2 separate regions of the Homo sapiens genome follow, and region 1 is linked to region 2. The links are chromatin contacts, found by Hi-C or POLR2A ChIA-PET in ENCODE. All regions are on one chromosome and are shown on one strand. Each heading gives the region's core, a stretch centred on a gene start or an enhancer-like site at or near the end of the contact. The rest is flanking DNA. Distances are from core to core; before and after follow the strand shown. Region 1 holds the start of NAGA (alpha-N-acetylgalactosaminidase). Region 2 overlaps WBP2NL (WBP2 N-terminal like).

What was found. Hi-C counts contacts between places; a loop is a spot of excess contacts on that map. ChIA-PET counts read pairs that join two places held with the same protein, here RNA polymerase II (POLR2A). Pooled maps may share reads with other maps.
Region 1: a loop to region 2 is called in a map of naive thymus-derived CD4-positive, alpha-beta T cell, with 2.8 times the contacts of the local background. The contact joins the promoter of NAGA here to the enhancer-like site in region 2. A Hi-C loop is called at or near these places in 3 of 168 maps with a recorded cell type or tissue (B cell, GM12878 and naive thymus-derived CD4-positive, alpha-beta T cell), 23 of 37 single-sample maps with no recorded cell type and 15 of 50 pooled maps. POLR2A ChIA-PET finds 5 or more read pairs at or near these places in 15 of 52 experiments (CD4-positive, alpha-beta memory T cell, Caco-2, GM12878 and 10 more).

The regions. Positions count from the first base shown.
Region 1 is chr22:42,069,105-42,072,273 of GRCh38, reverse strand. NAGA (alpha-N-acetylgalactosaminidase) reads left to right here and starts at 1,462. Exons shown (of 9, transcript NM_000262.3): 1 at 1,462-1,992. The coding sequence starts at 1,977. RefSeq lists an enhancer at 1,152-1,201 and a silencer at 1,382-1,681.
Region 2 is chr22:42,021,209-42,024,118 of GRCh38, reverse strand. It overlaps WBP2NL (WBP2 N-terminal like), which reads right to left. Exons shown (of 6, transcript NM_152613.3): 5 at 1,763-1,870. Among named protein-coding and RNA genes, the nearest start is that of WBP2NL, 24 kb to the right of the region's middle. Within about 2 kb of position 1,503, at least 3 of the 41 ENCODE cell types and tissues checked have a DNase peak (open chromatin) inside an H3K27ac peak, as active enhancers do; they include GM12878 and PC-9, where a contact is called at or near this core.

The DNA of each region.
Region 1 (3,169 bases), core at 213-2,712, 48 kb before region 2:
GAGGCAGGAGAATCGCTTGAACCTGGGCGGCGGAGGTTGCAGTGAGCAGAGATCGCGCCACTGCACTCCAGCCTGGTGACAGAGGGAGACTCTGTCTCAAAAGAAAAAAAAAAAGAAAAAAAAGTAACTACAAATATTACTGGAAACATCCCCCACCTTTCTGTGTCGGGCCTGGCCATAAAGGAATTCTCTGATCTACCTTGCCTGATACTAGGTCATAAGACTCTCATTCCAGAAGGGGTCCTGCCCTCCTCCCAGCAGGAGGGAATGCCACACAGAGAGAACAAGAAGAATCCGAATCTGAACAGACATTGCTGGGTTTCCACACTCAGCTATTAACATTAAATCATTCCCTTTTGTCTAATCGCGTTTATACACAGTTGTCCATTCCTTATTCCTTTTTTTTTTTTTCTGTTGCCCGGGCTGGAGTACAGTGACACAATCACAGCTCACTGCAACCTCGACCTCCTGGACTCAAGCAATCCTCCCACCTCAGCCTCCCGAGTAGCTGGGACCACAGGCACCTGCCTGGCTTTTTAATTTTTTGTAGAGACAGGGTCTCACTATGTTGCCCAGACTGTCCTTAAATGTCTGGCCTCAAGCGATCCCCCTGCCTCAGCCTTCCAAAGTGCTGGGATTACAGGCATGAGCCACCAGACCCGGCCAGGGCTGTCCATTCTTCATCAAACCGAGACATAAAAATAAAGATTTCCCTGAGTATTTGTGTCTTCATTCCTGAAGGCTCTCAAGTCACATAAAACATTGAGTAAATCAATCTATTATGCTTTTCTCTTGCTAACCTATATTTTATTTGTAGGAGTGTCCGCTGTGACCTTTGGGATGAGTAAGGGAAAATATCACACCTTTCTGCCCCTACAATGCCCAGAACAAAGCATTTGGCACTTAGCAGTTTCTCAATAAATACTTGATGAATGAATGAAGAAGGAAGTAGCCCAGTCTGTGCGAGTAGTCCCTGAGCGTCAGGCGGGGAAGGAGAGCCGGCTGCCTTTGCGGGAGCTGTGACCGCCTGCTTTGGTGCCTCCCACGCACCCTCCTTGTAGAGACGATTAATCCCAGACTTCCATTTTCCTAGCAGCTCACTAGGCGGGCCTTGCTTCAGAGCAGTCTCTCATTTCCTCTGCACAAAGCCCTCAACCGTCCTCTGCACGGCCGCTTACTGAGCGCCCACGGTGAGCCTGGCACGATCCTTGCCCTCTTGGTCCCCACAGAGGTGGAAGGACAGGCCTCGCGGGGTCCGGGCCACGAAGGACAGCCCCGAGTCCGTTCTGCCAATGCCTGCCTCGCTAGCACGCAGGGCGGGAGCCCAGTGGGGAAGGGCTTAGGGAGGCTGGGAGGCCGGACCCATATGGGCGGGGCACAGCGTTGCTAGGGGGGATTCTGATAGGTTGCGCGAAGGGTTGCCTTCGTGAGGCCCCGCCCTCACTGGAACGCTTCGGACTTATCAGGTTACCGGATTCGAGTCAGAAGCGGCGGCAGGTCTGAACGCTTCGGTAGGATAAGTGCGGTGGGAGGGGGCTCTGCGGTTTTGGGGAGCCCAGGGCGGGAACCCGGACCCGGCTGGAAGTCCGGAGCCTGGCCGCAGCCCCGCCCCTCCGCTCTTTCTTGGTGACCTTAAGCCAGTGGCTGCCTTTTTCTGAGCCCGGGCGGGGCCGAAGGCGGCCCGTAGGCCCTCGGGACTCCCAGCACTGCAGAGGGTGTGAGGTCTGACATCCAAGACACGTTGTTTCGTATTTCTGAAGGAAGAACTGAAGCTCCGGGAAGTGATGGCTGGGGATGGGGCGGGCAACTTGGGGACCGAGTGTACGATCCACGCCTAAGGTTGAGGGCGGCCGAGCTAGCCAGGCAGCCGTGACCCCAGTGCTTTTCAGACGTTTCTTAGCTTCCAGAGCCCAACACATACAGCTGATACACGCAGACCAGATCTGGTCAGGTCCTCGGAAGCTGAGTCCAGAGCGATGCTGCTGAAGACAGGTACCTACACCGGCTGGGGTGGCTTGGAAGGGTAGGGGTGAGTGCTACAAGGAGTGCTTTGGCCCTTCTTCCCTAATGTGGGTATGTGGAGAGACAGGTTCCTCTCTCTTTTACTTAGAGCTGGGCAGGAAGGGAGGAGATGCTTCCCCATACGGGAATCATTTCTCCTTCAAAGGGGCCCTTCCTTTCTCACTTCCTCTCCCTCAAGCACAGAGGCCCTAACTGATGGATATCAGCATGTGCGGAGAACCGCCTGTACAGTCCCTACAGTAACTCCATATTACAGATAAGGAAACTGAGGCCCGAGGGGGAAAGGTCTCACTTAGGTGAGCTGATTGGGTGCCCATCCTGGCTGGCTTACTTCTTAAGCCTCTCTGAGGCCTCTTGAGGGTCTGTGGTAGAGAGCAAAGAGCTCTGGACTGGGGCTCAGGAGACCTGGAGTCTGGCCAATGGTCCCGACTTAACGATTTTTCAACTTTACTGTGGTGTGAAAGCGACGCACATTCAGTAGAAACCACAGTACGTATACAACCTGTGTTTCAGTATTCAGTAAATTGCATGAAATATTCAACAATTTATTATAAAATAGGCTTTGTGTTAGATGATTTTGGCCAGCTGTAGGCTAATGTGCGTTGTCGCACTTTTTTTTTTTTTTTTTTTTTGAGACGGAGTCTCACTCTGTCACCCAGGCTGGAGTGGAGTAGAGTGGCGCGATCTCGGCTCACTGCAACCTCCATCTCCCAGGTTCAAGCAAGTCTCCTGCTCAGCCTCCTAAGTAGCTGGGATTACAGGCACTCACCACCTCACCCCGGTATTTTTTTGTAGTTTTAGTAGAGACAGGGTTTCACCATATTGCCCAAGCTGGTCTTGAACCCCTGACTTACGGTGATCCGCCCACCTCGGCCTCCCAAAGTGCTGGAATTACAGGAGTGAGCCACCGTGCCTGGCCTGTCCACATTTTTAAGGTAGGCTAGGCTCAGCTATGATGTTTGCCAGGTTAGGTGTATTAAGTACATTTTTGACATAATATTTTCTTTTTTATTATTTTGGGATGGGGTCTCGCACTGTCACAGCCCAGGCTAGAGTTCAGTGGCACGATCTCAGCTCACTGCAGCCTCCGCCTCTGGGGTTCAAGTGATCCTCTTGCCTCAGCCTCCCGAGTACAGCGCATGCCACC
Region 2 (2,910 bases), core at 254-2,753:
TGAGATAAGCCAAACACAAAAGGTCACATATTGTATGATTTCTTTTATGTGATATATTCACAATAGGTGAATCAATAAAGACAGAAAGCAGATTAGAGGATACCAGGGGATCAGAGAGGGGACAATGGGGAATAACTTCTTAGTGGCTATTAGGTGATAAAAAGTTTTGAAACCAGACCAGATGCTGTGGCTTACACCTGTAATCCCAGCACTTTGGGAAGCCAAGGCAATAGACTTGCTTGAGCCCAGGAGTGTGAGACCAGCCTAAGCAACACAGTGAGACCCTGTATCTACAAAATTTTTTTAAAAAAAAAGGCTGGCAGGGGCTGGGTGTGGTGGCTCAAGCCTGTAATCCCAGCACTTTGGGAGGCTGAGGCGGGCGGATCACAAGGTCAGGAGATCGAGACCATCCTGGCTAACACAGTGAAATCCCGTCTCTACTAAAAATACAAAAAAAAAATTAGCCGGGCGTGGTGGCGGGCGCCGGTAGTCCCAGCTACTCAGGAGGCTGAGGCAGGAGAATGGCGTGAACCCGGGAGGTGGAGCTTGCATCGCGCCACTGCACTCCAGCCTGGGCGACAGAGCAAGACTCCCTCTCAAAAAAACAAAAACAAAAACAAAAAAGGCTGCCAGAGATGGCTCATGCCTATAATCCCAGCACCTCGGGAGGGCAAGGCGGGCAGATGGCTGGAGGCCAGGAGTTCAGAACCAGCCTGGACAACATAGGGAGATTTCTGTCTCTACAAAAACACATAAAAATTAGCCGGGCATGGTGGATTGCGCCTGTGGTCCTAGCCTACTCTGGTTGGGGGGTACTGAGGTAAGAGGATCGCTTGAGCCCAGGGGGTCGAGGCTGCAGGGGGCCATGATAGTGCCACTGCACTACAGCCTGGGTGACAAAGTGAGACTCTGTCTCCAAAAAAAAAAAACACCACTTTTTGAAACTAGAGACAGCTGGTGGATGTATAATATTGTGAATACGTCAAATACTGCTAAATTTTACACTAAATACCACTGAATTGTACACATTAAAATGTTAATTATATGTTATGTGAATTTCACCAACTGAAAAAATGTTAAACCCTAGCAACAATTACTTTAGATTCTGAATATTAGACTGTAATAACCTTTAAAAACCAAGGTACCTATTAAGGTTACAAATAAGTAGCCTTTAAGTTACATACAAAACTAAAGGCCCATGGACATGCATATCAAGTTCCAAGGAGAACTCAAGAAAAGTCCCATATTTTTGTGTGTGTTGGCAGCATTAGGAGACCCTTGGTGGCCCACCAGTAGGCAGTGGACCATGTTTGAGAATTACTTTCCAGAAACCCCATTCAGTAGCAGTGGACTTTAACAACACAAACTGTTAAAGGACCCAGGGCTCGAGTCCTCAGTAAGGTTGAAGGGTGTGGCACAGGTATGATGACTATGCTATGTGAAATGGAAACAAGGAAGTGGGCAAGAGCATATATTTTCTGCTCAGGCTATAAACAGGAAGTGACCCTTCCCACTAACAGGATTGCCAAGTATGTTCCAGGTTTGTATATATCATTAAAAGTAAGCCTGAAACCAAAGCCCAGTCACTTGCTGACTTTGCCACTGGGTTTCAGTCTGGAAACAAAGTCACAGATGTGACCATTTTCCAAGCCCCTAAAGCTCTGCTGCTGCTCCTGCAGGGAGCAAGCCTGCAAGGGATAGATCTTTGAGCCTCTGGCATAATTTTCCACCTTCCAGGAAGAACCTCTCTGCCATACCTTACCTGAACAAGGCATCTGTGGAGTGCACATATTCCCTTCCCCAGTAATTACATAAATTCCCATAGAGCTGAACCAGTCATTTAAGGTTCTAAGTGGAAATCCTCGGGCAGCTGGAAAGACAAATTTGGCAAAATAGGAACTCTTTTAATTAAGTCAGATATATAGCAGATATCAACTAAACAATTAACAGAGTATTTAATCACCACCTTACATGTGTTTCCAACAATGCTCTTGAGACACAAGATAAAAAAGAAACATGGGCTGGGTGAAGTGGCTCACACCTGTAATCCCAACATTTTAGGAGGCCAAGATGGGAGGATTGCTTGACCCCAGGAGTTCAAGACCAGCCTGGGCAACATGGCAAGACCCTATCTCTACAAAAAATTTTTTAAAAATTAGCCAGGCATGGTGGTGCATGCCTGTGGTCCTAGCTACTCAGGAAGCTGAGGCAGGAGGATTGCTTGAGCCTGGAAATTTGAGGCTGCAGTGAGCCTTATCTGTGCCACTGCACTGGAGCCTCCAGCCTGGGTGACAGAGTAAGACCTTGTCTCAAAAAAAAAAAAAAAAAAGAAAGAAAGAAAAGAAATATGACCCTTGTCCTGAATGGCACGTGTCTTAAGGGCAGAGATTGTATCTCATTTGCCTGTGCTTATTCCAGGCCTAGCATAGCACCTAATCATAACAGATATTCAGAAAAAACTTCTAAGTGAGGATTCTACCAAGTTGGTAAGATATATCCATTAAAGACCAATGTGAGGAAGTGTGGTACCGAAGAAAACACTTTTGTCTTGTCTCCCCTCTGCATCTCTCTTATAAGAACACTTGTGATGGCATTTAGAGGCCACCTAAATAATCTAGGGTAATCTTGTCATCTCAAGATCCTTAAATTAATTACGTCTACAAACACCCTTTTTACAAATAACGTAACAGTCACAGATTCTGAGGATTGGGATGGGGATATATCTGGGGATCCATTATCAGCCTACCACACTGAGTTTTGCCTATGGCATGTGACCAGATGTAATGTAGACAGTTTCCAGGCCTGGCCCATAAAAATTTCCCAGGGGAGATCTTTATTTCCTTCTCTGCTGGCTGTACAAAGAGGCCATGGAAGCCATGGGTTAAAGATCGCAAGGACCGGCCAGGCGTG